Linked DNA regions of Homo sapiens: region 2 is linked to region 1. The links are chromatin loops, found by intact Hi-C in ENCODE. Cell type or tissue: right lobe of liver. All regions are shown on one strand. Links, peaks and the distances in the headings refer to the core of each region. The heading gives the core; the rest is flanking DNA.

Region 1 (14,270 bases), core at 6,206-14,205:
GGAAACAATTCCAGCCAGAAGAGTTTACACTCAGCAGAAGGTGCCTCTGTCACCACAATGGGTGTGGAGCCACTGGAAAGAGGTTGGGTGATAGTGAGGAAGGACAGCAGGTTTTGGCATCAAAGGCACTACCTTGGCCTCAATCCCAGTTCAGCCAGCTGCTTCCTAGCTCTGTGGCCTTGGTCAAGACACTTACCTTCTCTAAAGCATGGTTTATTTGCAGTCTCAGGGGCTCATGCCTGTGATCCCAGCACTTTGGGAGGCTGAGGCGGGAGGATCACTTGAGCTCAGGAGTTCAAGACCAGACTGGATAATATGGTGAAACCCCGTCTCTATAAAAAAATGCAAAAATTAGCCGGGCATGCTGGCATGGGCCTGTAGTCCTAGCTACTTGGGAGGCTGAGGTGGGAGGATCGCTTTAGTCCAGGAGGTCGAGGCTGCAGTGAGCCAAGATCGCACCACTGCACTCCAGCATGGGCGACAGACCAAGACCCTGTCTCAAAAAGTAAAATAAAATAAACCATGGTTTATTCATCTGTACAAAGAAATTAAAGAATCAGTGCTGAGTAGCACAGGTGAGCAGCTTCCTAGGGATATCCTGAAGAGCCTTTGGTGGAGGCTTTCTACTGTTAGAAGTCAGGAAATGTACACTCCACCTATCTGCTTGGAGACCCTCGGTGGCAGTTGGGAGCTTGCAGACAATGTAACTTATAAACCCAAAGCTGCAACTTTTCCAAGAAAGGGAAATTGATTATCTTCCAGAAAAGTACATTACTTTTGCAGGTAGCTCTGATGGTTTAAAAGTTCTTCCTGTATTGAGTCGAAGTATAACACCTGTGCTTTGTGTCCACCGGGTACTAGTTTGGCCTTATGCAGAATACCGGGCATGTTTATGAGCAGTTTTATCCTTCCTGATGGGAATGGGAATGATGGTCCCATTTACTACTTGGAGCTGAAATCTTACTAAGTTATATTATCAGAGTAGTGCAGTCTAGCCCATTCTCCACCATAGAGATTGAGGAGAGGGAAACAAAAGCAGTAAATTATAGACAGTATCTACACGAATAGGGGAGGAAGGGGTAGGAGGTACCATTTATACACTATGGTTGCTTAAGTGTTCTTCATAGAACTTAGCATCTAATACTATAACATATAATATTCTATCTATATGTTATCTGGCTCTAATTGAATACAAAAATATATATTTCTGGCCGGGGGCGGTGCCTCACACCTGTAATCCCAGCACTTTGGGAAGCTGAGGTGGGTGGATCATGAGGTCAGGAGTTCGAGACCAGCCTGACCAACATGGTGAAACCCCATCTCTACTAAAAATACAAAAATTAGCCAGGCATGGTGGTGGGCACCTGTAATCCCAACTACTCAGAGGCTGAGGCAGGAGAATCGCTTGAATCTGGGAAGCAGAGGTTGCAGTGAGCCGAGATCACACCACTGCACTCCAGCCTAGGCGACAGAGCGGGACTCTGTCTCAAAAAAAAAAAAAAAAAATATATATATATATATATATATATATATATATATATATTTCTTGAAATCAAATGTTTTTTCTCCTTTTTCTTTTGAGGAGTCTCGCCGGAGTGCAGTGGTGTGATCCTGACGCACTGCAACCTCTGCCTCCCAGGTTCAGCCGAGTCTCCTGCCTCAGCCTCCTGAGTAGCTGGGATTATAGGCGCCCGCAACCATGCCTGGCTAATTTTTTTTTTTTTTTTTTTTTTTGAGATGGAGTTTCACTCTTGTCATCCAGGTGGAGTGCCATGGCGTGATCTCGGCTCACTGCAACCTCTGCCTCCCAAGGTTCAAGCGACTCTCCTGCCTCATCCTCCCGAGTAGCTGGGATTACAGGCGCATGCCACCACACGTGGCTAATTTTTATATTTTTAGTAGAGACGGAGTTTCACCATGTTGTCCAGGCTGGTCTCGAACTCCTGACCTCAGGTGGTCTGCCCACCTCAGCCTCCCAAAGAGCTGGGATTACAGGCGTGAGCCACAGCACCCGGCCAATACACTATGGTTGTCTTATCTGTCAGTTGCTTAAGTGTTTTTCATAGAACTTATTGGCATCTAATATTATGATATATAATATTCTATCTATCTGTATCTGCCTCTCCTCAATTGAATATAAATCTCTTGAAATCAGATCTATTTTTCTACTTTTTTTTTTTTTTTTTTGGAGACAGAGTCTCGCTTTGTCACCCAGGCTGGAGTGCAGTGGCGCAACCTCAGCTCACTGCAACCTCTGCCTCGTGGATTCAAGCAATTATCCTGCCTCAGCCTCCCGAGTAGCTGTTTGTAGGCAGCTGCCGCCACGCCTGGCTAATTTTTGTATTTTTAGTAGAGATGGGGTTTTACCATGCTGGCCAGGCTGGTGTCAAACTCCTTCAAGTGATCCGCCCGCCTTGGCCTCCCAGTGTGCTGGGATTACAGGTGTGAGCCACTGTGCTCAGCCTGTTTTTTCTACTACTTTATCCCCAGCACCTAGAATAATGCCTGGCACATAGTATGCATTCAATAAAGATTTGTGGAATGGGCTTAGAATGTAGAAAGCTACAAAGGCTCTCCCTCCCAATATCATAATGAGAAAAGCTGGATAATCTACCAAATTGTAACTTCTGTTGAGCCCATCAGAAAGCTGAGGTTGCAAGGCAACCAAGTAACCTCAGCGCCAAAGAGAGACAACAGAAGCCTCTCCAAAGACAGAACACAAGAACCCCTTCACCTTTGGCAGAGCGCAGGAGAAAGAGGTTACTGCCAAACTAGTTGGCAACAGGAAATCGGCTATAATTTTAATGAAGTCTTAAAGGCCAAGTGTAGGTTGGCATGTGAGTTTGGACTAGCTGGGGGCCTCAGATACAAAGGGAGTTCACATTCATTCATAAGCCCTTTTTAATAAACCTCCATCAGAAACCGTACTTCACAAGGAAGATGGGGACTGGCAAAGAGCCCGGAGAGAGACCTCTCTGTGGGGTGGGCATCCAGCTGCTCAGGAACAGGCACAGACCCCACCTGCTTCCTCTGGACTCTTCTCTTCTAAAAAAGCAGGCTGGGCACAGTGGCTCATGGCTGTAATCCCAGCACTTTGGGAGGCCAAGGCGGGCAGATCATCTGAGGTCAGGAATTTGAGACCAGCCTGGCCAACATGGTGAAACTCTGTCTCTACTAAAAATACAAAATTAGCTCGGCGTGGTGGCGCACACCCGTAGTCCCAGCTACTTGGGGACTGAGGCACGAGAATTGCTTGAACCTGGGAGGGGAAGGCTGCAGTGAGCCAGGATCAAGCCAGTGCACTCCAGCCTGAGCGACAGAGGGAGACTCGTCACAAAAAAAAAAAAAAAAAAAAGAAAGAAAAGAGAAAGAAAAAAAGCAAAAGCAGTAAATTCTCTCTGTCTCAGGGAATGGGCAAAGATCTGTTGCTGCCAGGGGAGGGGTAGAAATAAAACCCAGTAATCCAAATTCAAATGCAAAAAAGGAGGGGAAAGAGAAGCAGAATCCCTCTACAATCCAGGGGTTTGCCATGAGGATGGTGGGAATGTTGAGAAGGCCCCACCCTTTGAGCATCCTGGGCTACACATTTTTTTTTTTTCTCGAGGCGGAGTCTGGCTCTGTCACCCAGTGCAGTGGTATGATCTTGACTCACTGCAACCTCTGCTTCCCAGGTTCAAGCAATGCTCCTGCCTCAGCCTCCCAAGTAGCTGGGATTAACAGGCACCCGCCACCACACCCAGCTGATTTTCCTATTTTTAGTAGAGATGGGGTTTCACCATGTTGCCCAGGCTGGTCTCGAACTCCTGACCTCAAGTGATCCGCCTGCCTCGGCCTCCCACTGTGCTGGGATTACAGGGGTGAGCCACCACCCAGCCCAGTATTGTCCGTCTTGTAGAGTATTTGCATTCTAATTCTCTTTGCTGTTCGTCTTTCATGAAGAGATCCTGGCATAGCTATGGCCAAATGAAGCAGCATTGTGTTTATTTAGTTCATTTACTGTTTAATAGGAGCTTGCTGAAAGCCAAATCCCACCCTAAAGAGAAACCAGACATGGCTACATAGTCATATGATGAATCACAAGTGAGAATACGCACAGATCCTGTCCCTTGCCCCTGGAAGACAACACCTGTGGACTTTGCTTAGTGCCAAGCGAAAACAAGTGAATGCTATCTCTTTGACATATTCTTTCTGTATAGGCCAGATACATTTGAAATGAACTTACTGGGGCCAGGTGTGGTGGCTCATGCCTGTAATCTCAGCACTTTGGGAGGCTGAGGCAGAAGGATGGCTTTTGGCCAGGAGTTTGAGACCACCCTGGGCCACATAGCAAGATCCCACTTCTACAAAAAATTGAAAAATTAGCGGGGCATGATGGCACGTGCCTGTAGTCCCAGCTAATCAGGAGGCTGAAGCAGGAGGATCACTTGAGCTCAGGAGTTCAAGGCTGCAGTGAGCTATGATTGCATCACTGCACTCCAGCCTGGGTGACAGAACGAGACACTGTCAGTAAAAAAATAAAAATAAATAAAAAAAAAGAAGGCCAGGCATAGTGGCTTGCACCTGGAATCCCAGCACTTTGGGAGACCAAAGTGGGCAAATCACTTGAAGCCAGGAGTTTGAGACCAGCCTGGCCATCATGGGAGAACCCCGTCTCTACTAAAAATACAAAAATTAGCCGGGGGTGGTGGCGTGTGGCTGTAATTTCAGCTACTCACGTAGCTGAGGCATGAGAATCGCATGAACCCGGGAGGCAGAGGTTGCAGTGAGGAGAGATTGCACCACTGCACTCCACCCTGGGTGACAGAGGGAGACCCTGTCTCAAAAAAAAAAAAAAAAAAAGCCGGGCGTGGTGGCTCACGCCTGTAATCCCAGCACTTTGGGAGGCCGAGGCGGGCGGATCACGAGGTCAGGAGATCGAGACCATCCTGGCTAACACGGTGAAACCCCGTCTGTACTAAAAATTCAAAAAATTAGCTGGGTGTGGTGGCGGGCGCCTGTAGTCCCAGCTACTCGGGAGGCTGAGGCAGGAGAATGGCATGAACCCGGGAGGCGGAGCTTGCAGTGAGCCAAGATCACGCCACTGCACTCCAGCCTGGGCAACAGAGCGAGACTCCGTTTCAAAAAAAAAAAAAAAAAAAAAAGAAGAAGAAGAAAGAAGAAGGAAGAAGAAGAAACAAAATACTGACATATGAAACCACACAGATGAATGTCAGATGAGTCATGGGAAGTGAAAAAAGACAAGGCTACATATTGCACGGTTCCATTCTTATGGCATTCTGGAAAAGGTAGAAACAGAAAACATCTAAGTGGTTTCTAGGGACTGGGGGTGTAAGGAGGGGTTGACAACAAAAATCCACGTGTTGGGGAGGTGACGGAAGAGTTCTATATCTTGATTGTGGTGATGGTTATGTGATACGGTTTGGCTGTGTCCCACTCAAATCTCATCTTGAATTGTAGTTCCCATAATCCTCATGTGTCAGGAAAGGAACCTGGTGGGAGGTAACTGAATCATGGGGGCAGTTACCCCCATGCTGTTCTCATGATAGTGAGTAAATTCTCATGAGTTCTTATGGTTTTATAAGGGGTTTTCCCCCCTTTGCTCAGCATGTCTCTTTCCTGCTGCCATGTGAAGAAGGATGTGTTTGCTGCCCCTTCTGCTATGATTATAAGTTTCCTGAGGCTTCCCCAGCCATGCAGATGTGTGAGTCAATTAAACCTTTTTCCTTTATAAATTACCCAGTCTTGAGCAAGTTCTTTGTGGCAGCATGAGAATGGACTAGTACATTACATAACTGTATACATTCATCAAAACTTCAAGAACTGTACACTAAAAGGAGTGTTTTTGGCCTGGCGCAGTGGCTCACGCTTGTAATCCCAGCATTTTGGGAGGCTGAGGTGGGTGGATCATGAGGTCAGGAGTTCGAGACCAGTCTGACCAACATGGTGAAACCCCCCTCTACTAAAAATACAAAAATTAGCTGGGCATGGTGGTGGGTGCCTGTAGTCCCAGCTACTCAAGAGGCTGAGGCAGGAGAATCGCTTGAACCCAGGAGGCAGAGGTTGCAGTGAGCCAAGATGGCATCACTGTACTCCAGCCTGGGCAACAGAGGGAGACTCCATCTCAACAACAACAAAAAAAGTATATACATAAATTATACCTTAAGAACTGAGAAAAATGGGAAACAAAGCAAATGCTCAGCAACATGGGACTTACAGCATGAGTATCATTCGGCCACTAAACAGTACACTTCACGCATGAACAACTTGAGCTTGAACTACATGGGTCCACTTACATGTGGATTTTTTTCTTTTTTTTTTCTGAGATGGAGTCTTGCTCTGTCACCCAGGCTGGAGTGTGGTAGCACGATCTCAGCTCACTGCAACCTCTACCTCCCAGGTTCAAGCAATTCTCCTGCCTCAGCCTCCCAAGTAGCTGGGATTACAGGTGTGTGCCACCATGCCTGGCTAATTTTTGTATTTTTAGTAGAGACGGGGTTTCACCATGTTGGCTAGGCTGGTCTCCAACTCCTGACCTCATCCTCCCACCTCGGCCTCCCAAAGTGCTGGGATTACAGGTATGACCCACCATGCCCAGCCAGATTTTTTTCAATAAAAGTTACACTTGAGTGTGCCAGCCTTTCCTGTTGCTCCTTCCACCTCCTCTACTTCTTTCACTTCTTTTTTTGAGACAGGGTCTTGCTCTGTTTCCCAGGCGGGAGTGCAGTGGTGCAATCATGGCTCACGGCAGCCTTGACCTCTCAGGCTATAGTGATCCTCCCACCTCAGCCTCCTGAGTAGCTGGAACTACAGGTGTGTGCTACCATGCCTGGCTAATTTTTTTTTTATTTTTGGTAGAGACAGGGTGTCCCTGTGTTACCCAAGCTGGATTAGAACTCCTGGGCTCAAGTGATCCTCCCACCTCGGCCTCCCAAAGTGCTGGCATTACACGTATGAGCCACTATGTCTGGTGTTTATTTTTAATTGAAGTATATTTAGGGACATGAGAAAATGCTCATGATCAAATGGCAGGAGAACGAAACTATATTTACAGTACGATCCCAATTTTGTAAGACACATACACACATTGATGATGATGATGACGACAAGAAAACAGCACATGTGGCTGGGCGTGGTGGCTCACACCTGTAATCCCAGCTACTCGGGAGGCTGAGGCAGGAGAATTGTTGAACCTGAGAGGTGGGGGGCACAGGGAGCCGAGATTGTGCCATTGCACTCCAGCCTTGGGCAACGAGAGTGAAATTCCACCTCAAGAAAAGAAAAGAAAAAAAGAAAATGGCACATGTGCATATATGTTAGGAAAAATACCAGAAAAAAATACACCCCAATGTTAGCAATGTAACCTCTGGAAGTCAGGATCACAGATAACTAATGTTTTTCTGAATACCTTTACTAAATTTCCAAATTTTCATCTGAGCCTTTGTTCCTTTTACAATCAGGAAAAAATAATTAAGATTCCTATTGGAAAATACCATAAAGTGGCAGGGCCACCTGGCTGTCTTTGCCCAGAAGCGGCCAGTGACTGTATGTAGTTCACATGCCCTGAGGCGGCTGCCTTGGTGATCCGAATGCTGTTGAGCTCAGGGTCTTTTAGGTCCTCGTACCCTAACCCTAACCCTAACCCTAACCCTAAGGCGCTCTGGGTTTCTGCAACCTTCGGGAGGTCTAGCACCTAGTATTCCTCTGGCGTCTGAGTTTTGGTCCACTGGCCGTTGGTGCTGGTATCCTTTCCCCTAAGAGTGACATCACTTATTTAGTTCATTTCTTTCTTCCTTCCTTCCTTTCCTAGCCCTTTCCACAAAGGATTTGTAGATGCCTAGAACAATATAATCTGGGTTTCATAGGATAGTCCCAGATTTGTTGCGTTTTCTTTTTTCTTTTTGGTTTAGTGCCACATACCCAGGCTAGAGGGAGGATGAGCACTGTGGTTCCTCCGACCCTGTGCCTGGTGGTGGTCATGCCTGGCCAGAAATGAGCCTCGTACCTCAACTGCAGGCGAGGCCAGATTTAGCTCAGTTTGGGCACATCCTCCCAGGTGTGGTGGAGCCACCTCCATCCTGACCCTGGTTCTTTTCACTGGCTGGCACCTGGAGCTGACTCCGTCCTGGCCTGAGGGCCCCTCTGCTTGCTGCCACCACAGGGGCCACAGAGATGCAGCCCATTTATTCGGAAAACCGAGGCCCAGAGAGTGGCCTTTGTCTTCCACAGGTGTCTGTGGAAGGGCTGGGGAGGGGCGCAGACCTTCCCTGCCTCAGAGGAGGCTTCAGGAAGGGTGGACAAGGGAGGGGAGCAGAGCGGACAGCCACCACTCTGGGGAGACCTTGGACTGTGAAAAGGGGTGGGGGAAGGAAAGCTTACAGGGCACCCACAGGCTGGGGTGCCCACCTGGCAGGGTCTTTGGCTTCTGAGCACCCCTTAAGTTATCCTCACTTCATCACCCCTGTTTTTTTGTTGTCATTGTTTTGAGACAGAGTTTTGCTCTTATTTCCCAGACTGGAGTGCAGTGGTGCAATCTTGACTTACTGTAACCCCCGCCTCCCGGGTTCACACGATTCTCCTGCCTCAGCCTCCCAAGTAGCTGTGATTACAGGTGCCCACCACCATGCCCGGCTAATTTTTTGTATTTTTAGTAGAAACAGGGTTTTACCATGTTGGCCAGGCTGGTCTCGAACTCCTGATCTCAGGTGATCCACCCGCCTCAGCCTCCCAAACTGCTGGGATTACAGGCATGAGCCACTGTGCCCGCCAGTCATCCCTACTTTTCAGCAAATGAAGCTCAGGCATTTTCCGTTTGTCTGTGGTCCAGCCTCCTGCCCAGGTGGGGACTCAGGGACACTTCCTACAGGAAGTTGGGGAACGGCTCAAGGACTGAGCAGTGCTCTGATCTCTGAGGCCTTGGAGCCTGGGTTGGGAGGCCTGAGACTTCTGAAACCCAGCACACACATTCTCAGAAGACAACTCTGGCCCTTTGTCTCTGGCTGTCCCATCATGGTGTCAGAATAACACAGGTCCTTCTCTGAGCCTACCAGAGTTTCCCAAGGGCAAGATTGGCTTCTCTTCATGTTTGTCCTGGCACCGCTGAGTCTCACACACAGTATGTGCTCAATAGATGCATGGTGAATGAATGACTGCACAATGGATACATAAGGAGAGCCAGCTGATCCCTCACCAGGTTGGGCCACTCAGGGGTCAGGCCTTGCTCAGCTTCCCAAACCACATGGTCTGTGCCCACGGCGAAGTCACTGCTTCCTCTCACTTGTCCTGTTTCCCCATGAACTATGAGGGGGTTGGTCAGGTGGTCCACACAAGTCCTTCCCAACCTCCCCCATCCCTATCCCGATGGCTTGTGAGCGGGTTCCCTCCAGGCCTATCCAGTGCCTGAGGCCTTGACACAGCCCAGGCTGCCCAGTCGGGCCTTCACTACATGCTTCTGAGTGGACCAGGATCTGGCATCAGAGCCCAGAGCAGAGGTCAGCCCTGTTCTCCATCTGCAGGGACCTCCGAAGGCCCAGTTTTAGCTCAGGCTGCAGCAAAGCCAGATCCCTACTCCGGTCACTTGGCAGCACTTGCTCACCCTCCCGACATTTCTGGGTTGTGGGAAGGATGGAGAGAGATGATGAAATACCCCTGTCCTGAGCTCCAGGTAGCTTTGGCCCAGGAGAGGGCTCTGGGGCTAACACTCCCCCTAGTGTCAACTCAGGGGCCTTGGGGACCCGAAGAGGTGTGGACAGTTGGTGGCAGCACTGATCCAGGGTGGTGGCTGTGGGAGGAGCGAAGGGCAGCCATGGACAGCAGAGAACCCTGGGCCCCTGCCTATGGTGTCACTCATAATCGTGACAATGACCAGCTCCTGAGTGCCTGTGGCGTTTTTCTTTTTTTTTTTTTTTTTGAGATGGAGTCTTGCTCTGTCACCCAGGCTGGAGTGCAGTGGCGCGATCTCGGCTCACTGCAAGCTCCACCTCCCGGGTTCATGCCATTCTCCTGCCTCAGCCTCCTGAGTAGCTGGGACTACAGGTGCCAGGCACCACGCCCAGCTAATTTTTTGTATTTTTAGTAGAGACGGGGTTTCATCGTGTTAGCCAGGATTGTCTCGATCTCCTGACCTCGTGATCCACCCGCCTCGGCCTCCCAAAGTGCTGGGATTACAGGTGTGAGCGACCGTGCCCGGCCTTTTTCTTTTTTTGAGACTGTCTCGAGAGCTCTGTCGTCCAGGCTGGAGTGCAGTGGTGCAATCATGGCTCACTGCAGCCTCAAATTCCTGGGCTCAAGCAATCCTCCTGCCTCAGTCTCCCAAGTAGTTGGGACTAGATGCATGCACCACCACACTCGACCAATTTTTAAACTTTTTGTAGAGACAAGGTCTCACTATGTTGCCCAGGCCACCTTTTCTTCTTGCTCTAACTCTCCAACTGGAAAAGTATCACTTCTACTTGGGGAAACTGAGGCCTAGAGACAAGCTGAAGTTTCCAAGCTGGCCCCTGAGGGCAGGGCAGGAGAGGGAAGATGGGCAGTTAGAGGCCCTGCCAGATCTCTCACGGGGGGGGCCGTGTGATCCAGCCTCAGAGTGGAGGTTGCTTCATCCAGCTCAGCGGGGACCGTGGTCTTGCCATGGTGTTTGGGCAGTGACTGAGGCCACTGGCACCAGGAGCCTGCTTCTGACCCCCCACCTTCCCTCCCAACCCCGTTCTGCCTGTTTCTCTGCAGCCTGGGGCTGTGGGCCGAGCCGGGTGTCCGCCCTGCGCTGTAGGGCTCCAACTCCTCAGAAGCTGGGAGCAGGGGACCCGCCACCCCTCAGACAAGGAGGCTGCGTGACAAGGATCTGTCCCATACCCTTGCTGAGCTGGGACAAAGCCACACTGCAGGGGCAGCTGCCTGCCTTGCTCCTCCCAGGTGCTCTGTGAGGCCCCATGCCCAGCTGGCGTGCTTTTCTGGGCAGCCTTCCCAGGGCTCGGTGAGCGTGGCCACAGCCGCCCTCACGTCTTGCTTCTCTCCTGTCTTCAAGCCAGTCCAAGCCTCCTCCCTCCTCAGTTTCTCCAGCGAGGGAGGGGGTGGTTCCTCAGGGATTTCGCTCAGTGCTTTGGGCTGGCTGAGACTCCTCAAGAAACCCTGGCTGGCTCTTGGAGCCTCTGTTTCCTCCTCGGTAGAATGGAAATGGGGAGACTTGCCCATACCCTGTGGAGATGTTTGGAGACGCAGATAATGTAAGTAAAAAGTGGAGAGCACACAGTAGGTGCTCAGGAAAATGTGCTCATAGGAGAGTTATGGGTGATGTCAGTCTTGTCCTGCTGTTTGGGCTGGGGCAATAGAGAGGCGCCAGCCGATGCCCGCACCATGTGGAAGCCCAGGTCAAACAGCAGCAGGTCTCGGGGAGAAGGGAACCCCAAGGGGCTCAGGTGCCTCAAATCCCCAACCTCCAGTTTGGCAGGGGCAGTGGGCCGTGGCCTTTTGGGCAGGGGTCCTGTGCCCTGGATCTTGCCCAGCTCCAAAGCTAGTAAGCCCCAGGGAGGCCACCCCCGCCAAGTGAAGTGGGCATGAAGACAGATGATGGCGAAGGGACTTCCATATGCACGAGATCAACTGTTTATTGATTTTTTTCCTCAAATACTACACATGTAAAGGAACTGTTAAACTGAAAAAGACTTGACAATTTTTGGTAAATCCGTAGCACAGAAATGAGGATTTCTGCTGGTAAGTTCTCAGGACAGACACAGACACAGGTCCACTTTCCAAGCAAGACATCTGCTCACTGGAAACGGAGTGAATGCATAGCTGGTGACGGCGGCGGGCACTGCTGAGTCACGTGAAACACAGGTTCCCCCACGTTCCCCCCACCCCCGCCGGCCCGCGTGGCCCCCGCGTAACTCTGGCTGCAGCACCTGCTCCCGGGCGACTCCGGGCAGCCCGAGACACTCGTGCTGCGGGTAAGACCCAGCTTCTGTTTGTGCACAAGTAACACGACGACTGAAATCTGCAACTACTGCAAAGACGCGGGCACTTTTACAGTGTTCTGCTACGGAGCCAGGACAAAGGCCGGTCAGAAGCCGGACCAGCAGTCAGCTGGTGACGACGAGCCTCCCTCCAGCAGGCACCACGTCAGAGAGGCCCCAGGCCCACTGAGCCCGGGAGGAGACCCAGCCGGCCAGCCAGACGTGTGCCTGAATGCCACAGACTTCAAGCAGTTTACAAACGAAACTCACTGTTAAAAGCTGTTAAATCTCATTAAAACAGTAGACGAGTGCTTTAGATTCTCTGAATATCAAATAATATATACAGATAGACACTGAGACATGACAGTCTAATCTAAAGCATCTTTACAGATGCATTTGCTTGAAAAGTTAGTCTTCTTTTTAACTCTGAATCAGTGATAAAATTGTTAATTTGCAAAAGAGTACAGTTTTAAGCAAGAATAGAGTGAAAATAATTTTTAAATATGGCGATTTGGGGGAGTTCTACCTAAGGTTCTATGTAAAGCTTCCATTCAGATGCCCAAAAGCACAAAGAGCATTCCCAATAGAAACCCGACCATAACCCGGTCCCACCTTCCTGGCATAATTCCTTTCCTCAAACATCTGCCACCTGAGGCTAAGCCTACACACGGCGTGGCTGAGTAACAGGGTAAGGGAATAGGGAGATCGTTTCCTCAAGACTGGTGCGCATCAATCTGTGCCATAATTTAAGTAGAAATGAACAGGTGTATAAAAAAGTATAACTGTACACAGCCTTTAAATTAAAAACCTCAAAATCTTCACTCAAAATGGGATGTAAGCTTGTTCATTTAAGTTGCAGGTGATGGACTCGTCAGAGAGAGTAATCAGTGGAACAAGATCAGTGTAACCCACCATTGACTCGGAAAGGAGAGACAAAGTCAAGAACATAGAGATCTATGATAGGCCAACAGGCACAGTGGGCGGGGAGGGGCGGCTATTTCTGTTGTTCTGCGTCTTCCTGCGCTCAGATCCCTCCAGCTGCACTCGGAAAGGTGCCGAGTCCCAGGCGAAATGACCAGCTCATCTGCCTTCCAGGAACACCATGAAGCCAAGAGCAATGGAACCATCATCTCTTGCAGGAAAAGGAGTGGATGCCCACGTGGCTGGCTGAGGCTCCTGGGCCCGCCGCCTCCGTCCCCCCGCTGGCCTGTCCCCGACTCATCACTGGATCGCCTCCACATAATTTGCCGGGTATAGGCCAACTTGCCCGTTGTCCAAGCGTCCCTTGCACCAGCCCTGCTCATCCTCGTCCTCCATCTTGGTCAGCTCATCCCCTGCAAGACAAAGAGGGAGCCGTCTCCATGAGAGGTATGACACCGACGGTGGGCTACAGAGCCGCATTCACGAGCTTTGAGCCCACAGAGGGTGGAGGGCCAGGCATTCTGTGGCGGGCAGGCCGAGGGCCTGGTCATTTCTCTACTAAATGCATGCATTTTAAGTTGCCTCTTTGGTCATGGGCCTCTGACAGACCTAGAGATGACAGTCTCACACAGTAATTTGGAACAAGCTGCTCTCAGCTGCCACAGTGGCTCCCACTGAGACTGCGGCATCCAGCTCCATAGGGCTGTGCCTTCCTCACCACCCTGGCCAGGTGGCAGGAATCGTCCCTCGGTTGTGCCCCTCCCTCACGTTGGGCCTCTTCTGTCCCCTCCCCAGGGCCCCGGCCGCCTTGCTCCCAGCAGCTGTCTCTGGGGTCTCTCTGCCTTTGCTAATCCCTCTCCTCTGCAACTTCCAGGCTGCGAGGGGAAGGGACCATGTCTGACAGTCATACCTGTCATTTTATCCCCAGCACCTGGCTGATGACTTGTGCACGGTGCCATGTGTCAACCCTTCCTGAGACCCTGAGAAGGAGCCCCTGGCGCTGTTCTGGAATCTCCCTGTGGCTCTAATGTATTAACGTGGTTCCATTTATCTTTGGTTGTTCCAACCTGAAGGACCTCCTACTTCTGGCCAGGCCTTGGGTAGAAGAGGAGATACAGAGATGAGAGGAACTGATGGATCCTGGTCTCAAGGAGGCAGACTAGGGTGGTGAGGGGGAGGTGGCACTAGGGTAGGGCCCCAGGTCTGGCATTTGCCAGGTTAGGGAAGCAGAGCAGCTCAGAGCCCAGGGGTGGGCAGGGGCCTGTGTGCTTCTGGTTGGTAACTCACTGCAGGGAAGGCCAGTTGGGCCTGCTGGCTCGGACCTCGTCAGGAGCAAGCAATTGGTGGGAAAGAAATAGTCCCAGTGCTGTTTTGCCTTTATTGCTAAGTTTGAAGTTTTGTAAC
Region 2 (15,636 bases), core at 3,743-11,742, 120 kb after region 1:
CCTCCACTATTGTCCTATGACCCTGCCAAATCCCCCTCTGCGAGAAACACCAAAGAATGATCAATAAAAAAAAAAAAAAAAAAAAACAACAACAAGGCTAGGAGCAGTGGCTCACACCTGTAATCCCAGCACTTGGGAGACTTAGGCAGGCAGATCACTTGAGGTCACGAGTTCAAGACCAGCGTGGCCAACATGGTGAAACCCCATCTCTACTAAAAATACAAAAATTAGGCCGGGCACAGTGGCTTACAACTGTAATTCCAGCACTTTGGGAAGCTGAGGCGGGTGGATTACCTGAAGTCACGAGTTCGAGACCAGCCTGGCCAACATGGTAAAACCCCGTCTCTACTGAAAATACAAAAATTAGCCGGCTGTGGTGACGCACACCTGTAGTCTCAGCTACTCAGGAGGCTGAGGCAAGAGAACTGCTCAAATCCAGGAGGTGGAGGCTGCAGTGAGTCGACAATGTGCCACTGCACTCCAGCCCAGGCAACAGAGCGAGACTCCATCTCAAAAAAAAAAAAAAAAAAAAGAAACTGGCTGGGTGTGGTGGCACACACTTCTAATCCCAGCTACTTGGGAGGCTGAGGCAGGAGGATCACTTGAACCCAGAAGGCGGAGGTTGCAGTGAGCCGAGATTGTGCCACTGCACTCCAGCCTGGACAACAGAGTGAGACTCCATCTCAAAAAAAAAAAAAAAAAAACAGATATTGAAGGCAATAAATTATTGGTGTGGCATATGCAAAAAAAATAACCAGCAGTTCTAATTAGTAAACTGAAAGTAAAAGAAAAGGACAATAAAAGATTGACATATGAGAATATATCAATTTTTTGTTTTTAAGAGATAGGGTCTTGCTATGTTGCCCAGGCTGGTCTTGAACTCCTGGGCTTAAGCCATCCTCCCACCTCAGCCTCCTGAGTAGCTGGGACTATAGGAGCACACCATCATGCCTATCATTTTTTTTACATCCCTAAACTATGTATTGTTTTTTAAGAATCTTTGTCTTTGTTCTTCAGTTAACTGACTGGTGGTCAGTCTCCATCTCATGAGACAGATACTTAATGACCACTGATCAGATGTCATGTCAGGTCAGGAAATAAACTAGTGTAAACCTGGGCTGAAGAAGCTACGCACAGGCTATGGGCACAGCACTTAGCACTTTTTTTTTTTTTTTTTTTTTTTTGAGACAGGGTCTGGCTCTGTCACCAAGGCTGGAGTGCAATGATGAAATCTTGGCTCACTGCAGCCTCAACCTCCTGGGCTCAAGCAATCCTCCCACTTCAGCCTCCTGAGCAGCTGGGATCATAGGTGTGCACCACCACATCTGGCTAATTTTTATGTTTTTTTGTAGAGACGGAGTTTCGCCATGTTGCTCAGGCTGGTCTCAAACTCCCAAACTCAAGTAATCTGCCTGTCCCAGCCTCCCACAGTGCTGGGATTACAGGTGTGAGCTACCACCCACTACCTAGCACTTAGCACTTTTTAAATAAAATTCTTCCTGCCCTCAATGAAAAGAAACAACTATATAATTTGTTTAAAGACCAGGAAAAGTTAATAATGAGTACAGAATTCAGAATTCTCAATTTCCCACCCGGAAGAAATGCTCTAGGCCCTCGGCCTCCCTGAAGCTTCCCTGATGTTGATATGTGAACCTAGTAAAACACTGGTCCCATCTTGCATCTCCCCAGACTGGATCTGGAGATGAGGTGAAAACCCACATGGCCAGGAGAAAAGCAGGACTGTGATCTGCACTGCCCTGACCCAGGCCAGCGGGTTGACAACACCTGCTGCAAAGGTTCCTGGTGCAAAAACTACTCCCTTTAATCGGTGCTTCAGGGCATCTGGGAATAAGGAGCAGGGTAAACCAGAAGGAAAGGAAAATGAAATTTCTCTTACCTCACCTGTGCCAAAAGGCTGCAGAGCTGTGGCCTTTGACACTTACAAGATTATCTTAACACAAGGAGGGCAGAAAACATCCCCAAGACTAAGAGCACAGGTCTTCCTTCTCAGCACATCAACACCCAGCTTAGTAACAATGAGACCCCAAAAGAGGCAACTACTTACCTGAAAAAAGCAGCTGGGGAGAGGTTGGAAAACAAAAGTAGGCCCCACCCCTAGTTTTTCTTATTCTAAACTAAACCCTAGAGATGGATATATGTGGATTTGCTTGTTCTGTTTGGCAACCAAAGGTCAGGAAAGCTGGCTGCTTTCTATAAAAAATGAAATCAGTAAGTGTGTATGGGCTGGGTGTGGTGGCTCACGCCTGTAATCTCAGCACTTTGGGAGGCCAAGGTGAGAGGATCACTTGAGGTCAGGGGTTCAAGACCAGCCTGGCCAACATGCGAAACCCCATCTCTGCTAAAAATACAAAACTCAGCCAGGAGTGGCGGCACATGCCTGTAATCCCAGCTACTTGGGGGCTGAGGCAGAAGAACTGCTTAAACCCAGGAGGCAGAGGTTGCAGTGAGCCGAGATCTCATCACCGCACTCCAGCACTCCAGCTTTGGCGACAGAGCGAGACTCCATCAGCTGTGCACCTCTCTGGATGGGGTGCTCACCCCAGAGACTGGCTGTCTCCCACAAGCCATTCCTGATGGGCTCCACGTTCTGCCCACAAGGGCAGCAGATGGGCACACTCCAAGGCTCCGTTGTGGCCCCCCACTGGCCTCACTTCTCTCCACATGCAGGCCCAGGTCTAGGTCCAGGAGTGTCACCTTTACAGCACCTAGGTGCAACTGAAGACACTGCCTCCAGCCCTCGCTCGGCCAACCCCTGAGAAGGACCCACCTGGTTTTGAAACATTTGCAAAACATAAAGATAACAGGACAAAGAACAGCCCCTCCAACAGACACACACACAGACACATTCACATGTCATCCAGCTCCAGCTGGTTTTTAACCTTCTGTCTGCCTCTTCACCACATTATATTCAGAGGGAGGGCTAAGGTCTGAAAATGTCCTGGAAATCTGATAAGTCTCCCAGACGCCTAACCCCTCCCCATGCAGGAATCACTGAGCAAAACCCAGGTTCTCCACAGTCTCATCTCCAACTGAAGTGATTCTCCACCCTCCCATGCCCACCCTGCCCACCCCTTGCTGACTGCAGGTCTGATGTCCATTACAGGGCCACTATAGAGCCACCGGCCACTTGGCTTCACCCCACACCCCCAACACAAAGAAACATCGAGGTCTTCTTGATTGGGCCAATGCCCCAGGTCAGGAGGCTCACGCTTGACTTTCCAAACAACGATCCCCTTGCTCTGTAGTTTTAGCCAAGCACCCTCAAGGTGATTTCCCTTTCCCCAGAATTAACACAGAAACAGTAAGCATTAGGCAAGGGAAAAACAAGAAAAGGAAGACCAGGAACTATGCTAGGAGATTTAAAAGAGGTAAATGATCACTAACAAAAGAGAACTTGACCAACAGAAAAGGAAAAGCAATTCAAGCTAAGCAAAACCGTGCCACTGCGTCAGCCACGACGCTGGGCTGCAGTGTGGTCAGCGAGTCTGGTAAGCACCCTGGCTGTTTGGAAAAGCGCAGCGGCCCCCAAAGAAAACACTCGTGAGTATCAATCAAGGGCAGCATTCATCCGGCCAAACGAAATCAAACGCCTAAAAGAAATGACCTTGGTTCCCCTCTCCCTCCACAACCCCTTCCCAGCATGGCAACCAGCAGACAGGCTCGATCTCACCACCCGCCACTTCAGGGGCTCATTCCTCCACAGTTCACGGAGGCCTTTTGGGGCCCTGCACGCTGCTGAGTGCACATGCATGACAGTGACACTCTAATGGGGGGTGAAGATACACACTAAAATCCACATGGGAACACAATGACTTCAGACACAGCAGAGGGCTACTTCAGGGCAGAGAGCAACATCAGTGACCACTGAGAGGGGGCTTTTGTGCTATGACCTGAAGACAAAGAACATTCCAGGAAGTGGGAACCCCACGTGCAAAGACCCTAAGAAGGGGCAGCAGCTACTGCATCAACACTTGTCTCTCTAGATCTAATCTCTATCCTTTTCTACCCATTCTAAAAAAACCTTCCCGAAACCTAGATGTGGTCTCACCTTTCTCTTCTGCTTAAAAGCCTTTGATAGCCACTGCCTATATAATAAAGCCCCTAAGATCCCCTTCTTGAGTAAAGTTTATTGGATGTAAATCACACATACCTACACGCACACATACATAGATACTCCATTCCCACTGACGCCTTCCCTAACTAACACCCCTCAGACAGCCTGTAGAGTCCACTCCACCCACCCTTGATGTGTAGTCAATGAGAAGACATTTTTGATGACTTGCTGGGGGGTGTGTCTGAATCTATACACAAAACACCAAGACTGACCTGGGTTCAAACCCTGACTCTGTCACTTACCACCCATGTGTCCCTGAACAAATATTTTAACTATCTCTCTGAGCCTCCATTTCATTTATGTGTAAAAAAGTGATAACAGCACTAACCTTGGGTACCCCAACACTGATCATCACTGTTATTATATGGGCTGCTTAGCTTCCCACAGATAAAAATTTCATCTCCAGCCCCTAGATAAGATGACACCCCTACACGCAGGTGGCTCTGCCCGAGGGACCTCACTGGCCACCCAGCATGTGGTTTGAGACACCCCACCCTGAGTCCAGGAGCAACACACACACACACACACACACACACACACACACACACACACACCCATGGCACCATGTTCAGAAGACGGGCACATTCATTCTTTTTTTTTTTTTTTTTTGAGACAGGAGTCTCACTCTGTCACCCAGGCTGGAGTGCAGTGGTGCAATCTCGGCTCACTGCAACCTCCGCCTCCCGGGTTCAAGCGATTCTCCTGCCTCAGCGTCCCAAGTAGCTGGGACTACAGGTGCGCACCACCACACCCGGCTAATTTTTTGTATTTTTAGTAGAGACAGGGTTTAATCACTGTGTTAGCCAGGATGGTCTCAATCTCCTGACCTCATCATCTACCCACCTCCGCCTCCCAAAGTGCTCGGATTACAGGCATGAGCCATAAAACCTCCAGAACACATTTTAAAATGCCTGTTCCAGGCTGGACGTAGTGGTTTATGTCTGTAATCCCAGCACTTTGGGAGGCTGAGGCGGGCAGATCACTTGAGGTCAGGAGTTCAAGACCAGCCTGGCCAACATGGTGAAACCCCGTCTCTACTAAAGATACAAAAATTAGCCAGGTGTGATGGCACATCCCTGTAGTCCCAGCTACTTGGGAGGCTGAGGTGAATCACTTGAACTCGGGAGGTGGAGGTTGCTGTGAGCCGAGATCGCACCACTGCACCCCAGCCTGGGCAACATAACGAGACTGTGGCTCAAAAACAAAATAAATAAATACATAAATGCCTGTTCCAGAGAACACAAAAGCAAAACCATTTAGAAAATGTAGGTTTGTCCCAGGCACCAAAGACAAGGAGAAGATAGTCTCTGAACACTTTTCATTCACATTCACTGCTAGGACCCTCACAGTTACAAAGCCCACGAGGACACAGACAGCTGTGGGATGTGTGAGTGAGGGGTGGGGGGCACGTCATGGCCAGAGCAGGAGAGGACCACAACCAAATAGAGCTTGAACTCATCTTCATCAAGGTACAACTCAACCTTCTACTTCCCAAGATTAGTTAATCCTGCGTCCTAGTAATTAAAGAAAAAAATACATTATGCAATGAACTGAAAATCTGGTTCAAATTCAGCAACCTGTAGAAGTCCAGGCTTAGGGTCCACTGGCCAAAAGTATAACTGCTCCTAACTACAGCAGCTCGGGAAGAAAATAATGTAGCCACAGGTATGAAGATTTCAGTGAAATGTAGCAAAACATTTCTAAATAGCTCTCTGTACCAAATGCAGTTCAGTTAACATTGCTCTCCAAACTTCCTTCTCTTTCAAGAAGGGATACCAAACTTGATCCAATCTAATTCATGTTGGCCCCAGCCCACACATTCCAAAGAAACATTTTCAAAAACTCAAATTATTTTTTTAGCTTGCCATAAAATTTACAATGACATCACATGCATTTGGGAAAAAATATAGAAACTTAAATCCATGATCTGAAAGGTGGTCAAAGAAATTTTTTTTTTTGTTTTTGGGAGTGAGTCTGTCATCCAGACTGGAGTGCAGTGGCGCAATCATGGCTCACTGCAGCCTTGACTTCCTAGGCTCAAGCAACTCTCCCACCTCAGCCTCCTGAATAGCTGGGACCACAGGCACATACCATGACACCTGGCTAGTTTTAAATTTTCTGTAGACACAGGGTCTCACTATGTTGCCCAGGCTGGTCTCAAACTCCTAGGCTCACGAAATCCTCCTGCCTTGACCTCCCAAAGTGCTGGGATTACAGGTATGAGCCACTGCACCTGGTCTAGTTCGTTTCTTAATACAATAGAAAACTCAATTCTCGGCCGGGCGCAGTGGCTCACGCCTATTAACCCAGCACTTTGGGAGGCGAGGTGGGTGGATCACCTGAGGTCAGGAGGTCAAGACCAGCCTGGCCAACATGATGAAACCCCATCTCTACTAAAAATACAAAAAATTAGCTGGGTGTGGTGGTGGATGCCTGTAATCCCAGCTACTAAGGAGGCTGAGGCAGGAGAATCGCTTGAACCTGGGAGGTGGAGGTTGCAGTGAGCCGAGATCACACGATTGCACTCCAGCCTGGGCAATAAGAGTGAAACTCCATCCCCCTCAAAAAAAAAAAAGGCCAGGTGTGGTGGTTCACACCTGTAATCCCAGCACCTTGGGAGGCCGAGGCGGGTGGATCACGAGGTCACGAGTTCAAGACCAGCCTGGCCAACACAGTGAAACCCCGTCTCTACTAAAAATACAAAAAAAATTAGCTGGGCATGGTGGTGGGTGCCTGTAGTCCCAGCTACTTGGGAGGCTGAGGTAGGAGAATCATTTGAACCTGGGAGGCAGAGATTGCAGCAGTGAGCTGAGATCGCGCCACCGCATTCCAGCCTGGGCGACACAGTGAGACTCTGTCTCAAAAAAACAAAACAAGAAAGAAAAAAAAAAGAAAAGAAAACTCATTCTCTTGGAGGGGGAAAAAAAAATATATATATATATATATACACACACACACACATATATGTATATATATGTGTGTATATATAGGTAAGATGTAAGCCAGTTCAAGCATTTAAACAGGTTTAAAAAAAGAAGATATATTTATATATACATATATACACACACATATATATACACACATATGTATATATATGTATATATATATATATACACACACATATGTGTGTATATATATGTGTGTGTATATATGTAAGATGTAAGCCAGTTCAAGCATTTAAACAGGTTTAAAAAATGAATGATTTTTTTAAAAAGAATGATTTTTAAACACAGCTAATTTCTGCAGTCAGTCAACGTGACTTTCCACATGAGGGCAGCCCTGGGCACTTGCAATCACAGACGGCCACAAACCAACTGGCTTTGGGTAAGAAGGGATACTCCTCCCAAAGAATGAATCAGTCTTAGGACTGCAGATCCTCATGTCACTCATGCCTGCATTGTTCATCCCACAGAGCCTGCTTGCCTATGATGTGCCATTTCAGAGCTAAGAACTGCACACTACAATACAAAATGCAGTCCCCTGCCCTCCGCCTACCCAGCTCCTAGCCCCACAGAAGACAAACAGGTCGGTCATACCATACATGAGGAGTATGGGGACGGGGGTGGACCATCCACTCTGCAGGCCCAGGGGCAAAACACCTGGAGGGAGGGGAAGGTGAAATTAGAGCCAAGTTTTGAAGGATGAGTTCAGCAGGCAAAGACGGGAAGAATGGCATTTGCAGTAGACAAGATTTGCATGGGAGAAATGCAAGAAGTTCAGGAGTGTGGCAAGAGATGAGACTCAACGGGTAAGCAGGGGTCAGACCACAAGTCTGGATTTTATTGTGATAACAACAGAGAACCACTCAAGAATTTTAATCTCAGACAGTCCGACCCCTCCCCGTTGCCAATAAGAACATGAAGATGTGGAAGAGGGCCATGGAAACCACTCTATTTGGCTCAAGAGCTAATGAAAAATGCTAAACCATATCTGTCCTTCAATGTTCAATAACAAAAAGCACAGCCCAAAGACTTCTTCCAGATGGTCACCTTCTCTGTGCCTCAGTTTCCTCATCTGTAAAATGGACAGCAGCCACCTCACAACGCTGTTGTGAGGACTCAACGGGTTCTATACACAAAGTGCTTACAGCAGAAGAAAGCTCCATCACTTTTAGGTGCTGGTGGAACTCCTAGTGCTAGGACTAGTAGTACCAGCAGTTTATGAGTCAGAACACACTGCCCCCAGATCAAAAAGCAGATGGAGACTTTACCACCTCCTAGGAAGCTGCTGTACAATGGTATAGACTTGGAGACTGCTCAGAGCCACTTTGTGACTGAAGGGAAAAGAATGAACTTGTGTTAACCCCTCCCACCCCCATCCACCCCAGTCATAAAGCTGGTCAAGGACAAGCAGTGGCTCAGAGCAGAGCCCAGTTCCCTGGGTCTCAGCTGGCTGCAGGTCTCAAGGCTGTCAGCCCTCGCAGAATGGGGAACAGCCCCTCCCACCTTTCTCAGCCTGAGCCCCACCCCACCCATCCAGGCACAGAAGGCTTCTTCTCCCTCCACCTCTCTGTCCTGGCAAGCCTCTAGTCACCTCTGGAAATGAGACACTGCCCAGAACCCACCAACCAGAAGCCTCTGTATGGCCCAGAGAAGAAGGAGAGAGACTGTGCGGGAATCCAGCGGGCATCGCCCAGTCCCTTTCCCAGCCCTATCCAATGATAGAGCTCCTGCTGTCAGGAGCTGGGAACTCCCAGGTGCGATAAAGAGAAAGCCATGCCATACGAAGCTGAGAACAGTAAACAGTCATGAAGAGATCCAAGGGCTCAGAACCACAATTCCCAGACCTCTGGGTTTCACCAATTAGAAATTTTCCCCCAAAATTTTGGGGACTTTTCAACAAATGGTACTGAAACAACTGGCTATCCACAGACAAAAAAAAAAAAAAAAAACCTTCAATTCACACACCGCAACACATTTTAAAAGTTCAAAATGGATCACAGGCCTAAATGTAAAACATAAAACTATAACATTTCTAGACGAGACATGAGAAAACATTTGTGACCTGGGATTAGGCAAAGATTTTAGCTGTGACACCAACCAAAAAAGCACAAGCCGTAAAAGAACAAATTGACTTCAGCAAATGTTTAAAACTTCTGTTCTTCAAAAGATACTGTTAAAAGAATGAAAAGACAGCCTCAGACAGGGAGTCAATATTTTCAAATTATGTAATTGATCAAGGAATTGTATCCAAAATATATTTTAAAAATTTCAAAACTAAGTTAATAAAACAACTCAGCTTTTTCAACAGGCAAGTGATTTAAAGAGATAATCACTAGGGAAATGCAAATTAAACCTACCAGAATGGCAAAAATTAAAAAGACTACATGTACCAAGTGTTGGTGAGGATGTGGGGGAACTAGAACCCAGTGCTGGTGATGCGCGCAAAGCACTTTGGAAAAGTTTGGCAGTGTCTGGACATGTTAAACGTACCCTAGCCACCAAACCTAGCCTAACCACCTAAACCACCAAAGCACCTAGCCATTCCACTCTAGGTATTTACCCCAGGGAAGTGGAAGCAGATGTTGGCCAAGTGCAGTGGTTCACACCTGTAATCCCAACACTTTAGAAGACTGAGGCAGGAGGATCATTTGAGCCCAGGAGTTCAAGATCAGTCTTGGCAACATAGGGAGACTCTGTCTCCATTAAATTTTTGATAAAAAGAAAGCAGATGTCCCCACAGAGACTGGCACACAAATGTTAATAGCACCTTATTTTTCTGTAACATCTTTTCACGACATAGCATCTTCATTTGTGATTACACCAAGTGGAAACAGCCCAAACGTCTGTCAATAGGTGAATGAACAAATTGTAGCATGCCCATGCATTGGATTTTTTAAAAAATGAAACTAACTGATAAATGCTACAACAATCTCAAAGTAATTTTACTGAGTGAAAGAAGCCAGACTAAAAATAACACATACTGTAAAAAGAATATATACTGGCCGGAAGTGGTGGCTCACACCTGTAATCCTAGCACTCTGGGAGGCTGAGGCGGGCAGATTGCCCGAGCTCAGGAGTTTGAGACCAGCCTGGGCAACACAGTGAAGCCCCGTCTCTACTAAAAATACAAAAAAATTGGCCGGGCATGGCAGCATGCACTTATAGTCCCAGCTACTCGGGAGCTGGGAGCTGGGAAGCAGGAGAATCACTTCAACCCGGGAGGCGGAGGTTGCAGTGAGTCGAGATTGCACCACTGCACTCCAGCCTAGCAACAGAACAAGACTCCATCTCAAAAAAAAAAAAGGAAGAAGAAGAATACATAGAATACATACTGTATGATTCCATTTACATAAAATTTTAGAAAATGCAAATGATTCTACAGTGGCAAAGAGTAGAGCAGTGGTGGCCTGGAAGAAGTGGGGGCAGAGGGACCCCAAGTGGCAAGAGGAACCCTCAGAGGGTGGACTTCTCACTATCTTCTTTGCAATGATGGCTTAACAGTGTATTCATATGCCAAAACTTATCGCCTGTTCATTATAACTCAATAAAACTGTTTCAAATTTGAAGGCAGAATAACATAAGACTGCTTACTTCTTATTTTGCCAAGTAAGAATATCCTTTAGAAACTACCAGCTCTTTTCATCAACATGGAAAGATAGGACATTTTAAAATGTAAAAGATACAATGGTCAAAATTTTATACAGAAAGAGCCCTTCCCAAGAAAGGGCAGCTGCTAACCTTACACACATGAAAACTGCATTGCCCTTATTTTTTCCACGTTGATGATAACACGATTGCAGACTGTCATCTTCTGAGACTGGCAGGAATGCCCCTGAAGGCCGACCAGAGCCGAAGGACACTCTCCGGGTTCATCTCCACATCCGACCTGGCAGTTCCTCCTGGAAGGGCGGCACCAGGGACAGCCATGTGCGCTGTGGGACCCAGACATCACTTCCCTGCCCTCCCACAAGTCAAGAAATCACAAGAAGAATGTGGCCCAAAAGGTTCCTGAAGCACTCCTATGCAGCTGAAGAAGGGAAGTGCCTTGTTTCCACAAGAGCTGCTCACCCCCAAGCCACAGTATCTGTGGTTTGCTGCTGGGACAAGTTCCATAAGTCAACATTAAAAACTCTTCAGTGGGATTCCTCCAGGCTAAAGTCCAGTGAGCTAAAGCCGAAATCAAATATGAGCTCTCAAGAAGACCACGATGTAGACTGGAATCCTTCTGATATTGCGCCAGAATGCTAACAAAAGCCAAGAGATGTCATCAGCAAAGCCCTAGAGGGAAACTTTGGGTAAAATGACAGTGCAGTGCGCTCCTGCTCAAGTGTGGCTGGTTTGGTGGTAAGAAGGGCTGAGCAGGGGGACAGGCCTGCTCTTAACCCCACCTCCCCATGCAACTGGGGCTCCAGGCATGGTCCCAAGCCCCATGTGTCAGATAGGGAGGGACAACCCCAAACACACCCAGAAAATAAGCATGAACTTTACCATTCAAGAAACCAGGCACACACATGAATCCAGAGCCGTGTCCTGCGCCACAAAGACCCTCGGGCGTGCTTATGGGGACACCCCAGCCTGCACACCCAAGCTCTGTCCACACATACCCTGCCCATGGCCACCATTCAGCCACCTTTGGCTGGAGGCACGTGCACACAGTGCACAGCCTACCCTCAGCAGGACACGCCAGGGAGGCGGCCCATGCAGGCCATGTAAGGGGTCTGGGGGTTACTGGGGCAGGGAATTCCAGGGTCTCTGTCCCTGTGCATGGCCTAAAGGGAGAGGCACAAGTTTTAGGGAGATACCACTTCTTGATACCTCAGATTCCTCACCCTATAGGGACAGTCACACTGGAAAAAGGGCCCCGGGCAGGGGTCCCACATGCCCCACCTACGGGAATGCTGACATATGAAAGGTCTGGGGGCTGCGGGGAGCACCCTAGCATATCCACACCTAGAGCCACAGCCTCGCAGCCAGCGAATGCAGCTGCCTCTTCCCTGGCCCAGAGATCCTTCTCTCTTGTCAGCAATCCCCATCCCACCCCAAGCCCCAGTCTCTGTCTCACTGGACTTTACACCAGGACTCCCGCAACTGTGCCTTGCCCGTTTAGACTGGAAATTCCATTTAGGCTGCCTCCTGGACTCCCTCTCAGGACCCTGCTTCCAACAATCACATAGTCAAAGGGGACAATGTCCCCCCTCCCCGCCTCGGGGCTGCTCCGGGCCCCAACTGCCAGGAAGCAAGACTGGACACTGCAACGTTTAACTCACATTGAGCTGAAGCAGCCGAGTTCTTCCTCTATAAAGTGAGCTGACTGCAGAGAAACTGCACCCTGGCATTCAGTCATGTTTCACAATAACTCCAGAGGAGGAGCTCTGCTTCTGACATGAAGTGTGGCAAGCCTTAGAAGGAAGCAGAGCTACAAAGTTATTCAATGCAAATATTTAAAGAACAGGCTGCTTTTGGTGCCAGGAGGACGGCAGCTTGCAAACCTCCAGTCACAATAAAGGTTCTGCTTGGTTGGGACTGAGTCAGGATGACAAATGTTGTTTCATTGCACCCTCCGTCCACTGAGGAGACAAGGTTTTTAAAGCAACTTTTCAGGAAGTTACTCTGTCCATTGGGCAGGACCTTAAAAGTCACAGCAAGAGAGCAAGTGTCTGGTGTGGAAAAACCAGAGTGTGTATACAACTACTCAGTCAAGAACTAAATGTGCATTTCCAATGTCATTCACGCGGCAATTATTTGGAAATAAGGATGGGATCATGCAATTTTGCCAACAGTAAATATACAGATTTGGTAACTTCAAGTGCCTATAATGTCCACCAGACAGAGGCCTTAAAGCACATTCCACCCATGTTTTCCTCCTTGAGAAAGGCAATTTGATTGTTAAAAGAAACAGTGGCCAGGCACAGTGACCCACACCTGTAATCCCAGCGCTCTGGGAAGCCGGGACAGGAGGATCACTTGAAGCCAGGAGTTCAAGACCAGCCTGGGCAACACAGTGAGACCTGCCCCCTTCCCCAGTCTCCAGAAAAATTTAAAAATTAGCCAGGTATTGGCTGGGCGTGGTGGCTCACGTCTGTAATCCCAGCACTTTGGGAGGCCGAAGTGGGCGGATCACAAGGTCAGGAGATCAAGACCATCCTGGCTAACACGGTGAAACCTCATTTCTACTAAAAATACAAAAAATTAGCTGGGCGTGGTGGTGGGCGCCTGTAGTCCCAGCTACTTGGGAGGCTGAGGTAGGAGAATGGCTTGAACCTGGGAAGCGGAGCTTGCAATGAGCCGAGATTGCACCACTGCACTCCAGGCTGGGCGACAGAGCGAGACTCCGTCTCAAAAAAAAAATAATAAAATTAGCCAGGTATGACACTGGACGCGGTGGCTCACGCCTGTAATCCTAGCACTTTGGGAGGCCAAGATGGGTGGATCACAAGGTCAGGAATTCAAGACCAGCCTGGCCAAGATGCTGAAACCCCATCACTACTAAAAATACAAAAATTAGCTGGGCATGGTGGCACACGCCCGTAATCCCAGCTACTGGGAAGGCTGAGGCAGGAGAATCGCCTGAACCCAGGCAGCAAAGGTTGCAGTGAGCCAAGATCGAGCCACTGCACTCCAGCCTGGGTGACAGAGCAAGACTCTGCCGCAAAAAAAAAAAAAAAAAAAAATTGGCCAGGTATGATGGTACACACTTGTAATTTGGGAGGGTGAGGTGAGAGGATCATTAAGCCCTGGAGTTGGAGGCTGCAGTGGGCCACAATCACACCACTACACTCCAGCCTGGGTGACAGAGTGAGGCCCTGTCTCAATCAGGGGGAAAAAAAGCAGAGAATAGAGACGGTCCAGGCCAAAATGGACACACTGAATTTTTTGTTGGTATTTCTGATGGTGTCCTCAGGCCTGGCTTACTGAGTTCTACAGCCTCAAGCTGCATGCTGATCAAAACCACACATCACATTTCCTAGGTATGAGGCCTAGGCCCAGCTTTCTCACTTGCAAAACAAAGTTGTCATGAGAATAAGTGTAATCACGCAAGGAAAAATAGGACACCTGGCACAAAATGAGCCTCAATAAACATTAAATTTTTTAAAAATAATTCTGATAACGATTGTGAAGTCAGAAACCAGTTCAGGGAAGTGAAGGCTAGAAGGGGGCTGGGAGGTTTGGCAACAAGCAGAGCCCTGGCAGGAGGGGATGAGGCTTGGACCCTCCCGCCCACTGAGGCTGGCCTTCCCTCCACACCAGGCTGGGGGTGTTTAATCACGCTCTGCCTCCTCTGACCAGAATGTAAGATCATGGACTACGTTGTTCCTGTTGTAACTCCAGTGCCTAGAACCGTGCCTAGCACATGGCAGGCGTTCAAAAATTTGCTGAATACATAAATGGGGATTTGGCCAGGCACAGTGGCTCACGCCTGTTATCCCAGGACTTTGGGAGGCAGAGGCGGGCAGATCACAAGGTCAGGAGATTGAGACCATCCTGGCTAACATGGTAAAACCCTGTCTCTACTAAAAATAGAAAAAATTAGCCAGGCGTGGTGGCAGGCGCCTGTAGTCCCAGCTACCTGGGAGGCTGAGGCAGGAGAATCGCTTGAACCCGGGAGGCAGAGGTTGCAGTGAGCTGAGATGGCGCCACTGCACTCCAGCCTGGGCGACAGCGAGACTCCGTCTCAAAAAAAAAAACAATAAATAATAAATAAATAAATAAAAATGAATGGGGATTTATGAATACATTGAATTGCATGCAAAAATGTCTGAGTCCATTTCTAGGGGGAAAGAATCTATTTGCATGAAATTCTCATGTAAATATAAGATCCAAATACAGGTCAACAAAAATTAGCCAGGCATGGTGGCGCATGCCTGTGGTCCCAGCTATTACTTCACTCGGGAGGCAGAGTGAGGCAGGAGAATCATCTGAACCCGTGAGGTGGAGGATGCAGTGAGCTGAGATCACACCACTGCACCCCAGCCTGGGCGACAGGGCAAGACTCTGTCTCAAAAAACAAACAAACAAAAATACAAGTGAAGAAACATTGCTGAGTTCCACCCACGTGTCTCAGAACACCAGTGACCACCGTTAGGTGAGCAAGGCAGTAAAATTACAGAGCAAAATCTAACAGGCCAGAGCTTTCCTGGAAAAGAGGTTTCTCAGGAGCCAGCCCCAAACATATCCAAGGGCAGTTACCAGCCTTTAAGTCTGAGGTTTGGATTTGAGAATTAACTTTGAAACTAGAGCCAACCCCAGGTTAAGGAGGGAGCAGAAGGAAATACAGGAAGTTGATGAATAAAAACAGAAAGTCTTTGGTACCATGAGAGTGAGACACATCAATGCTCCCAGAGAACCTGGGGACCCAGCAAAATTCCTTCAGGGACCGTGAATATAGGAACCTTCTTTGCTGCTGCAGGGATTTCAGATATTCTCCCAGTCTGAACCTGGTTTGGATTCTGGGCTCCCAACCTTGCTTCCAGTTTATAACTCAACCCAGCCACACTGGCCTCCATCTCCCCAACATGCCCTGACGCATGACTCGCACAGATGCCAGACAGACAGAAGGGC

What was found. A loop is a pair of places that touch in the nucleus more often than their neighbours do. Peaks named below come from ENCODE experiments on the same cell type or tissue, not always from the same donor. Only the 100,000 strongest peaks of a DNase experiment are listed, where the experiment ranks them.
Region 2: a loop joins it to region 1, with 2.6 times the contacts of the local background. A loop is called at or near these places in 2 of 110 quality-filtered maps.

The regions. Positions count from the first base shown.
Region 1 is chr22:42,858,191-42,872,460 of GRCh38, forward strand. It overlaps PACSIN2 (protein kinase C and casein kinase substrate in neurons 2), which reads right to left. Exons shown (of 11, transcript NM_001184970.3): 11 at 11,583-13,279. The coding sequence ends at 13,167. It overlaps LOC101927393 (a long non-coding RNA gene), which reads left to right and starts at 13,224. Exons shown (of 3, transcript XR_001755575.2): 1 at 13,224-13,313; 2 at 13,795-13,895. In right lobe of liver, for the core only: a CTCF peak has its summit at 9,726 (motif pointing right); DNase peaks (open chromatin) are centred at 9,751 and 10,923; H3K27ac peaks cover 1,492 bases.
Region 2 is chr22:42,982,805-42,998,440 of GRCh38, forward strand. All of the region lies in intron 1 of PACSIN2 (protein kinase C and casein kinase substrate in neurons 2), which reads right to left. Among named protein-coding and RNA genes, the nearest start is that of PACSIN2, 25 kb to the right of the region's middle. RefSeq lists enhancers at 2,539-3,056, 3,057-3,575 and a silencer at 10,226-10,346. In right lobe of liver, for the core only: a CTCF peak has its summit at 7,401 (motif pointing right); no DNase peak of the experiment used is centred there; H3K4me3 peaks cover 920 bases; H3K27ac peaks cover 972 bases.